Regions from separate parts of the Homo sapiens genome. Here region 2 is linked to region 1. Evidence: read pairs that join two places in POLR2A ChIA-PET (ENCODE). Cell type or tissue: K562. All regions are shown on one strand. Each heading gives the region's core, and the rest is flanking DNA. Links, peaks and the distances in the headings are about the cores only.

Region 1 (6,245 bases), core at 3,746-6,245:
GGGGTTGAGATGGGGGTTGGAGGAAGAGGGTATGTATCAGAGACAGCGAGGGTCAGGGGACTGGTACTCAGGGGAAGGAGGACTCAGGACATGGGGGCTTGGGATGCTATCTCTCCTGGGAAGGACATGCTGAGGGATAGGGACAGTGGGCCACAGTGTTGAAAGTCCTGTTAGGGAGCATTTGTTGGGACTGAATGGATTGGGATATGACCCTGGAGCCCTAAAGCCTGGGCTCCTTGCTTTGGAGGTGGGGTGAGAGCACAGTCTGGACCCAGAGCAGATGGGGTGGACAGGTCTCACCGATGCGGAGCAGCCGATCCATGGCCACAGTCTCAAAGGCCCGGCGCATCATGGGGAACTCCTCAAGCACAGCATTGAAATGGTCCACGCTGAGTGAGTAAAGGCGGCAGTAGGTGTCAGCCCGAACACTGGCTGTGCGCCGGCCCCTAGTTAGCAGGCAGATCTCTGCAGAAATTGGGAGGAAGCTTCAGAACCCCGTCCTTGTCCCCAGAACTCCTCTTGCTGAGCCTGCAGCAGTGGACCCAACTTTCTAAGGCTCCTCCCTAGACTTGGGAGAAACCATTGATTACCTATTACCTCCGTGCCCCAGGAACCCTAAACACCCCAAGCATTGTCTTTCTCCAGACCCCCACAATTACTGGGTTACTGCTCCCTGTCCTTCCTACTCTCTCCATATGAAGGCTGATGACCAGGCAGGTCTTGCTGGCCCTAAATTCCCAGTGATTCCACTCCACTTTAACTCCCACCCCTCCCCGACTGCTCAATCCCAAGAGGTAGACCTGGGCAACTCAGTGTACCCACCCCTCCCACCCCCTTGAATAAACACTGAGGGCAGCCCTGAAGGAGAAAAGCAGTATCAAAGAGCAAAGTGCAACATGATGGGAGTAGTGGGTGGTTTGGGGACTGAGAGATTATATAAGCCTCAGGTCACTTTGGGCAGTGGAAGGCTGAACTGCCCCTACTGCCACAGGCTGGGTCCCTGAAACACGCCACCAGGCAGCTCCAAAAAGCTTATGCTCCAGGACAGCTCTGCTTCACTCCTGCCTTTCCCTCATCTCATAGGATCCTTGGATTTCACTGTCTAAGGGTTCTAAAAGGCCCTCTGGCCCAGTAGTTTGCAACCTGGCTGTGCATTAGAATCTCCTGAGAAGCTTTAAAAACTACAGAGCTCAGGCCTGGCACGGTGATTCACGCCTGTAATCCCAGCACTTTGGGAGGCTGAGGCGGGCGGATCACGAGGTCAGGAGATCGAGACCATCCTGGCTAACACAGTGAAACCCCGTCTCTACTAAAAATACAAAAAATTAGCCAGGCGTGGTGGCGGGTGCCTGTGGTCCCAGCTACTCGGGAGTGTGAGGCAGGAGAATGGCGTGAACCCAGGAGGCAGAGCTTTCAGTGAGCCGAGATTGCGCCACTGCACTCCAGCCTGGGCAACAGAGCGAGACTCCACCTCAAAAAACAAACAAACAAACAAACAAACAAAAACTATAGAGCTCCAGACCCCAGCCCAGAGATTCTCACTGAGTAGGCCTGGGGAGGGGCTGGAGCTCTGTGATTCTGCAGCGTACTGAGGCAGGGACCCAGAGCCTGGGAGCAGTTGCCCTCTCCACTGTCTGCTCGTGACCCTGCCACCCTCCCTGAGGCCTGCTGACCCCCAAAGTAGGATCCATCGGTGAGGCGTGTGTCCCGGGCGCCGCGGGCCAGCACACTGAGCAGCCCATGCTGGATGAAGTACATCTTCCTCCCCACGGAGCCCTCACGCACCACGAGATCCCCCGGCTGGAAGACCTCAAAGCGCAGCTTGGTGAGAACTGCAGTGACGAAGCTGGGGTCGGCATGGGCAAACAGCGGCATGTGGGCCACCAGGCCCCGACAGGTGAAGTTAATGATCTCCTGGACAGGGGAGGGGCCTGTCAGGCAGGCTGTGCCCCTGACCTGAGATGATCCCACCGAGCTCATCCGCTTCCAGAAACCCCACCCCTGGGGTCATGTTCTGCCAAAGGATGGGGAGGCATCAGTGGGCCTGGGACCATCCCTAAGCTCCTGCCTTCAGATCTTTCCCATGAGCCCTTGCAGGACCATCCCCCAAAAACAGAGATCCCTATAGTCCCTCCTCATGTATCCTTCACCCTCAAAGGGCCTTCAAGAAAGACCCTAGCCCCTGAAAGCCCAAATACCTGGCCTCCCACGGGGCCCTCTGCAGGCCTCATTCCCTATAGGAGCACCTGCTGACCAATAGCCCCTACCACCAGACAGCACTCCAGGTCCCTGAAGAGCCCCCCTTCCAGGCCCAACCCAGCCCCACCTCGCGAAGCGGCTCGCTCAGCTCGCCCAGGATGCTTTCCTCATCGAACATCTTGCCCTGGTAGCGGTGCTCATAGTACTCGTGGATGCGCTGCCGCGTGTCTGCTGGCAGCTTGTGGAAGGACATGTACTGCTCCACCTGCTTGTACTGGAGGGCCAGCCCATTGCCAGGGGCAAGAGGACAGAGGGAGAGATTTGGGGCCGGCACAGTGGGGTGTGTGTGCGGAAGGTCAGAGACACAGGTCAAACTCAAAGGGGTGAAACGTGGAACCAGACATGGATACACAGGGCCACAGAGGAATACGGATAATGATGGATACCGGGAAGACACAGAGCACAGTCATAGGAAAACCCAGGCGTGGACAGCAGAGGGGCCAAGCACAGGCATAGGTTCAAACAAGGAAAAGGTACATGCAGGGGCAGGGAACAAATGGACACAGGGCAGGAAAGGAAACAGAGACGCAACAGGGGCACACATCAGAATGGGCCTCAAGTCAGGCTACCCAGTCTCCAACACCCCTCCATGCCACACCTCCCTCTCCTGTCCCTGCTGACCTTCTCCTGGTACTGACGCCGGGAAGAGTCCAGGGACTGGATGAGTGCCGTGGCATGGCCGATGAACATGGCGTAGCATGTGGCACCTACGATCATGCTGAGCATGGTGAGCCAGACGTCGGGCATGCCTACAGGTGCCTGCTGCCCATAGCCAATGCACAGCATGTGGCTCATGGCCTTGAACAGGGCATGGGAATACTGGCGGCCCCACGAGTGGTTCTGAGGGGCAGAGTATATTGCAGAGCTGGGCATGGGCCCCTCGGAGCCTCATTCTCTGCCTGCCCCTTTTCCTTCTTTGGTCTTTCTGTCTGCCCCTTCTACTGCAGGCCTTCCTCCTGGCAGGCACTTAAGTTTGGTTCTGGGGGGCCCTGAGGCAAAAGGGTCCTCTATTGCAACTTGGGGGCCTCAGCTTCCGGGTAGGTACCCTTCCTTTGCCTGCTCCCTCCAACACACGAGCACTTCTTCTGGGTCTCCTTCCCCTTTCCTCCCTCCTCCCCACCTCCTCGCTCCTATTTTCTGTTGTGATCATCTCCCACCTCCTGCTCCCTGTGGCCATCCCTGCTACTCAGGCAGAAGAGCCCTAAGAAGGCCCAGGAAAGGCAGAGCTGTGGGGACTTCTCACCACCATGTGGTTGATGGAGACCCAGCAGTCGGGAGGGAAGTCCTGCAGCATGGGCACCAGGAACTGCAGACAGCCATCCCAGTGACATAGCAGCAGCATCATCCCAATGAGGTTGAAGATGCGAACCACAGCACTGGCCAGGTCATAGGTCATGTGAAAGATCTGAGGAGTCCGAGGAGGAGCTGCTGTGGACAGGAACCCCTCCCTGCTTGTCCTCCTCCATTCCCAGCCTGGCAAATTCTCTTCTGAACTACTCCCTAGCCCCAGCCCCCATGAATTAAAAAATACAACTATTATTCATTTGTGTGGAGTTTTGTGGCACACATGTATAGCTAATGCAAAGCAGTTTCTTATTTCTCTCATCTTATAGATAGGAAAGCTGAGGTCAGTCATGTGCCCAGAACCACATAGTAAGTGTCACAGCAGAGAATCAAACAAATCTATTGCACAAGCTGCCCAGGTGTAGCCTAGAAAAGAGAGAGGGCATTTCACAGTGTAATGTCTCCAGGGCATATGTGTAAGAATTAATCCAGCAGCCCTCTCCTTTCCAGTCATAATAATATATAATGGGTGGGGGGAGGGGGGAGGGATAGCATTGGGAGATATACCTAATGCTAGGTGACGAGTTAGTGGGTGCAGCGCACCAGCATAGCACATGTATACATATGTAACTAACCTGCACAATGTGCACATGTACCCTAAAACTTAAAGTATAATAAAAATAATAATAATAATAATATATAATAGTGGCTTCACTGAGAACTTAGTATGTGCTAGACACCTTTCTAAGTGATTTGCATGTATTAATTCCTTTAATCCTAACAGTCTTATCACAGGTAAGTGTATTTAACACTCTCATTTTATAGAACAGAAAACCAAGTCTCCTATAGTAAACAATAAAACTGGGATCTGACCAAAGACAATGAGACTGCAGAGCCCACAGTCTGAACCACTAAACTCTGCTGCTCTGAAGCTGAAGCTCCAGCTTCTTCCACACCTCATCCTCCGCCCAGCATCCAGCTAACTCTAAAGTGTGTCCGGCAGCTGTGCTCCACCCTCCTGTGCCACCATCTTCACCCCAGGCCCCATCCCCCGAACCCTCATTCTGTTCCTGCTTCTCCCCCACCAGTTTTGGAGAGAGCTCACGCACGGAAGCCCCACCCATCTTCCCCACACTATAAGGTCACCAGGAGCCCCACCCATAGCATCTTCCTAGAGAAGTCCACCAGCCGCCCCGCCCCCTTCTCCCCCAACATCCCCCACCCACTGCCCCGCCCGCCATCTCCCCACCCCACCTCCTCCCACTGGTGTATGTAGCGGATGAGGCGGGAGAGGCGGAGCAGCCTCAGCAGGCTTAGGATCTTGGTGAAGCGAACGATGCGTAGGGCCCGTGCCGTTTTGTAGACCTCAGCGTCCAACCGTGGCTCCAGCTCCACCACTAGGAAGATGTAATCCACAGGGATAGAAGAGATGAGGTCAACCAGGAACCAGGTGCGCAGGTAGCGCGTGCGGATGGCCCGCGGTGCCAGCAGGATCTCAGCACCCTCCTCCACCACGATGCCCGTTCGGAAGTTGAGCACCAGATCCAGTAGGAAGAAAGTATCAGACAATACGTTGAAGACGATCCAAGGCGGGGAGTTCTCCTCCTTGAAGAAGGTGATGCCCACAGGCAGGACGATGAGGTTCCCCACCATCAGCAGCAGCATGATCAGGTCCCAGTAAAACCTAAGGTGGGAGTGAGATGAGGAGTAAGACCATGAGGATATTTCACCAGCCACTAGACTGACAGAAGATAGGCTGACATGGCCAAGAATGGGCAAAGATACACAATAACAGAATGACTGTTTACAGCTGTTGGGAGTATAAGTTGGGACCACCATTTGGGAAAATAGTTCAGCATTATCTAGTGAAGTTAAACATTTGCATTCCCTGCAACTCAGCAATCCCATTCCTACGTATAGACACATCCAAGGAAAATATGCGCTCCAGGAGATACACATAGGAATGTTTATAGCAGCATTAAATTTGAGAACAACACACATGTCCTTGTGTAGAAAAATGTAGACAGATAAGTAGATAAATACACTATTTATGGGCTGGCATACCATACAGCTGTGAAATTACCCAACTACAGCTACATTCAGCCCTATGGATGAATTTCACAAATGCAATGCTGAGCAAAAGAAGCAAGAAACAGCCTGGGCAACATAGTGAGACCTCATCTCAACAACAAATAAAAAAAATTAGCCAGGCCAGGTGGTGCACACCTAAAGTCCCAGCTACTCAGGAGGCTGAGGTGTACTCCAGCCTGACTGACAGAGCGAGACCCTGTCTCAAAAGAAAAGCTATGGCTCACGCCTGTAATCCCAGCGCTTTGGGAGGCCAAAGTGGGATCACTTGAGTCCAGGAGTTCAAGACCAGCCTGGGCAACATAGTAAGATCCTATCTCTACAAAAGTTAAAAATTAGGCCAGGCCTGGTGACTCATGCCTGTAATCCCAGCACTTTGGGAGGCTGAGACTGGCGGATCACCTGAGGTCAGGAGTTTGAGACCAATCTGGCCAACATGGCAAAACCTCGTCTCTACAAAAAATACAAAAATTAGCTGGGCATGGTGGCGAGAGCCTGTAACCCCAGCTACTCAGGAGGCTGAGGCAGGAGAATGGCATGAACCCGGAAGGCAGAGGTTGCAGTGAGCCGAGATCGCACCACTGCTCTCCAACCTGGGTGACAACAGTGAGACT
Region 2 (4,547 bases), core at 2,048-4,547, 1.8 Mb after region 1:
ATGTCTGCTTCCAGAGTGCTCCCCACAGTGTCCTGAATCCTGATTTGGTCACTCTTCTTTTTTGGTTGTTGGGCTTTGAGATTCACCTGTGCTCACACACCTGGGAGGACGCATCCTACCTACCTAGCTTGGTGAGCCTAGATCAGGGTGTAAACTGGAACCCTTGCCTGGGGCCTTGCCAGAGGCCAGATAGGCACTTGCTCTCTGCACCACTCTCATGAGTAGAAAGGAGCAGCAGTGAGCACTAGACCCCTGTCCTCTGGCCTGACCCCTGCAGCTCTGGCCTTGCTCCTGTGTCTGCTTGTTGGGATCAGTGTGAGTGGATATTGTTGTCTTTCTAAGAAATGTGGTTTGCTGAATGCCAGCATCCAGCTGGGCACTGGGGATGCAAAGGCAAGACAGTCAGTTTTGGGCCAGTGGGGGAATCCTTCCAAAACACATGAAACTGGCTACAAGTCCAGCTGATTCAGGTCCATGCTTTTGGGGTGGTCGTTGTTGGATAAGGAGCATCAGATGAAGGGCAGGGAGGAGACAGTGATGCTTATCTCTGAGCCTTGTACTCTGCCAGACAATGAAGATGCAGAAATAAAAATGATGCAATGGCTGTTCCTCCCCACAAGATGCCCATCTTCTTGTGGCCTCTCCACTGGGTGTTGCTAATTCTTCCCAGTTTTAAGCCCTTCAAACCCTTTGGGCCAGGCAGTAGGATCAGCATTCATTTTAATCACCAGGGCCATGTTCAGACCATTTCCCCAATTTCCCTATTATTCCTTACACCTCTGTAAATTCCTCCATCTTTGAGCCTCATGTCATAGGATTATCCTCCTTCTTTTTTTTTTTTTTGGAGTCTCCCTCTGTCACCCAGGCTGGAGTGCAGTGGCTCAACCTTAGCTCGCTGCAACCTCCATCTCCCTGGTTCAAGCGATTCTCATGCTTCAGCCTCCCAAGTAGTTGGGATTACAGGTGTGAGCCACCACGTCCAGCTAAGTTTTGTATTTTGAGTAGAGGCGGGGTTTCATCATGTTGGCCAGGCTGGTCTTGAACTCCTGGCCTCAAGTGATCTGCCACCTTGACCTCCCAAAGTGCTGGGATTACAGGCATGAGCCACTGCGCCCAGCCTATCCTCCTTTTTTTTTTTTTTTTTTTGAGACAGTGTCTTGCTCTGTGTCCCAGGATAGAATGCAGTGGTGCCATCATAGATCATTGCAGCCTCAACTTCCTGAGCTCAAGAGATCCTCTTGGCTCAGCCTTCCTAATAGCTAGGACTAGAGGTGCAGGACACTACATCTGGCTATTTTTAAAATTTTTCATTTTTATAGAGATGGGTCTTGCTAGATTGCCCAGGCTGGTCTCAAACTCCTGGCTTTAAGCAATCCTGCCTCAGCCTCCCAAAGTGCTGGGATTACAGACGAGAACCACCATGCCTGGCCCCCTCCATTAAAAAATTTTTTTAAGTAGATGAGGTCTTTCTCTGTCACCCAGACTGGAATGCAGTGGTGTGATCACAGCTCACTGTGGACTCGATCCTCTGGCCTCATCCTTCCAAGTAACTGGGACCACAGGGCGCGCGACCTTGCCTGGCTTATCCTCCTTTCTTATCGGATTCTTGCATTCTCCTCACTCGTGATATTGCCCCACCACCAGATAATACTTGGCTGACATCACCCTTTCTATTTTACCAGGAGAACTTATTTGGGGTAAGTTCACAGTAAGATTTCCTAGAAGTAGAGACTAAGATGGGGATTCCCCTGCAAGTGATATGGTTTATCAGGGAGTGCTGTCAGGGGAAACCTGGGAGGACATGGGGGTGACAGCATGGACGGGGAAAAAGCTCATTGGAGACAGGAGCTCAGCTTCAGTCTAGCTTTGTTCTCATCCCACAGGGAGCTCTGCAGCCTGAATGGAGTTACCCCACCTGGAGGCAAAGAGGCCCACCTTGTGTATTCCTGCACCATTTGTCACTGGCTATAGGCCACCCCCAGGGAGAGGCAGAGCCTTTTAGGCATTTCCGGGCTGGGAGCTCCATTGGATCAGGGGCTGCTCTTAGGAGAAGGGTGCAGTCGTGCCCTATTAGTGGCCAACATTAACAGAAGCTGGAGACGGGCACACGGATCAGGTAACAGGGATGAGGGTGGGCATCACAGTATCTACTGCAGTCCACACCTTATGCCCACTCAGATCTATTTGCTTCTCACATCAGGTTCATTCCATCCAGCGATTGCTTCTCCAGTTCTAGCTGGTTTTGATTTCTGGGTAATTTTACAAAAGAAGGGTTGGGGGCTACTACAGGCTGTCCTGCTGCGGTTGTTTTAGAGGTCACAACTGATGCACATCCTCTCCCCCCTCTATGATTTATTATAGATTTCCCTCCTGGTGGCTGGCACCTCTGCTGGTCTAGGTGGCTTACCTGGTGGGGCGGCGCAGACTCTCATCACTGAGGGCTGCATGCTGCTGGTTCCTATGCCCTTATCAGACCTCGGTTGCTGTACTTACCCATTTACTGTTAAAACTATATGTAGGGATAATAATTGATACCCCAGGGGATCACCCGAGTCCCAGAAGTATGCTCCCTACCCCATTATGTAGGAGCAGTCCCACATGGTGATCAGAATCAATTACCCTTCCTGTGAAGTTACACCTTTTTGGGGGCAACTGGGGTCCTGGCACGAGGAGCCTAACTGATCAAGCAGAGGAATTGGCCATAGGCACCTTAGATGAAGGTGAAGAAATCGCTGTTATATGCATTTGCTGTGATATTACAAGGTCTCTCTGTGGGGACCAGGCTTCTCTTTCTAATGATGGGTTCGGGGTCTGAGAACTGGCTCAGGTGTGGAGACCTGACAAAGGATAATACTTTTCTATCTGGTGACTGATCTAAGCCTTCTGCTTTCATTCTTGGTTTCTTTTTATTGATCATATTAAGCTGTACCCTGTTGGCTGTTTTAGAGTTGGAGGGAGCACAGTCCACAAGACAGCCCTCACTGCTGACACCAATTACAAGCTCAGGGGTCTCTAGCAGTACCCTGTGTTTTGATAATTTTCCAGAAGAACTTGCAGCACTCACTGAAAGTGGTTATACTCATAGTTGTGGTTGATTATAGGGAGAAGATACAGACTATAATATGTAAGAAAGAGACACATGGGGCAGAGTCCAGGAAAGCTCCAAGCAGGAGCATCCGGTCATCCTCTCCCTGTGCAGTCATGGGCAGTGCTGCTCCTGGCAACAGCTTGTGGCTTTGCCAACCAGGGAACCTTATCTGAGCTTTGGTGACCAGAGTTTTTATGAGGACCGTTTGGTGCACTGCCTGTGTGACTGACCTCAGTCTCCAGCCCTCCAGAAGTTGAGCTGATAAGACATGACTCAAAGCCTCCACCATCAATCACATTGTTAGGCTTTCTGGAGTGGTTCTAATTTCCAGGAAAACAAGGACACGCTTCTTGGGGATGATATTTCCAGGGCTTAGACATGACCTCCAGAATCCCAGGGCAGAGGCCAGGCCTCTGTGTGGGCAAGGCTGAATTCCTTCTGACACAGATGCCTGTATATCTTGTTCCTATCAGCACCATGCTCTTTAGCCAACTCCGTAGATCCCTGCGGGACACACTCCCCTGCGGCCAGCCTAATCTTGCTGCCTGGTATGTTGTGAGGCCACCTTGCTTCTAATGGTTAAGTTCTGTCACCTGCCTCTACTGCTGTAGGATCCAGTCACTCTCATTTAAGCCAGGGTACTTAGTTCAGTATCAGCATCTCCAATGGCCAACCCCTGCCTTCAAAGGACGCAGGAGGAACCAGGAGAGTATGTCTCAGAAGGGATCCTGGAGGGTGCTGAATCAAGGAGAGTGCATTATAATGGTGGTGGGGGAGTGTGTTGCTGATATGGGAGCACTCCTTCATGACACAGGATTTCATACGATTTTATGGATGAAGAAAGAGAGGCCTGAGGTGTGCCCGCTGCTGGCCACATGGTTTGTTAGGAGCAAGTTGCCTGATTCTCATTTCGATGCACCTGTCACCCCCTTGTTGGACTTTCTCTTGCTAGTTTTAATTTGCTGCCCCACCTGACCTGGCTCCAATTAACCCCATCGGCCCTAAGTCTCTCAAAACTGCCATCTCCGGAAGCCATTATCATCAGCAAACTAACACAGGAACAGAAACCCAAGCACTGCACGTTCTCACTTATAAGTGGAAGCTGAACAATGAGAACACATGGACACAGGGAGGGGAACAACACACACTGGGACCTGTCACTTTGGCGGGGGGAGGAAGAGCATCAGGATACATAGTTAATGCAAGTGGGGCTTAATACCTAGGTGATGGGTTGATAGGTGCAGCAAACCACCATGGTACATGTTTACCTATGTAACTAACAAACCTGCACATCCTATGCAAGTATCCCGGAACTTAAAAAAAACCATAAAATTAAATTAAAAAAGAAAAGAAAATCACTATTGTTTACAAAAAAAAACCCAACAAAAACAAAACTGCCATCTCCTTATATTTATATATTACCATTGTCCCCATTATCTCTTGTGAACCTCAGGAGAAT

What was found. ChIA-PET counts read pairs that join two places held together with the same protein. Peaks named below come from ENCODE experiments on the same cell type or tissue, not always from the same donor. Only the 100,000 strongest peaks of a DNase experiment are listed, where the experiment ranks them.
Region 2: POLR2A ChIA-PET joins it to region 1 with 6 read pairs; 1 of 35 experiments calls an interaction of 5 or more read pairs at or near these places.

What each region holds. Positions count from the first base shown.
Region 1 is chr1:155,281,393-155,287,637 of GRCh38, reverse strand. It overlaps HCN3 (hyperpolarization activated cyclic nucleotide gated potassium channel 3), which reads right to left. Exons shown (of 8, transcript NM_020897.3): 2 at 4,798-5,227; 3 at 3,503-3,664; 4 at 2,881-3,099; 5 at 2,327-2,473; 6 at 1,674-1,914; 7 at 301-465. Among named protein-coding and RNA genes, the nearest start is that of HCN3, 7.1 kb to the right of the region's middle. RefSeq lists an enhancer at 2,486-2,986. In K562, for the core only: no CTCF peak of the experiment used is centred there; a DNase peak (open chromatin) is centred at 4,757.
Region 2 is chr1:153,432,344-153,436,890 of GRCh38, reverse strand. No RefSeq gene overlaps it. Among named protein-coding and RNA genes, the nearest start is that of S100A7A, 18 kb to the right of the region's middle. RefSeq lists a cis regulatory region at 1,479-2,008. In K562, for the core only: no CTCF peak of the experiment used is centred there; a DNase peak (open chromatin) is centred at 3,450.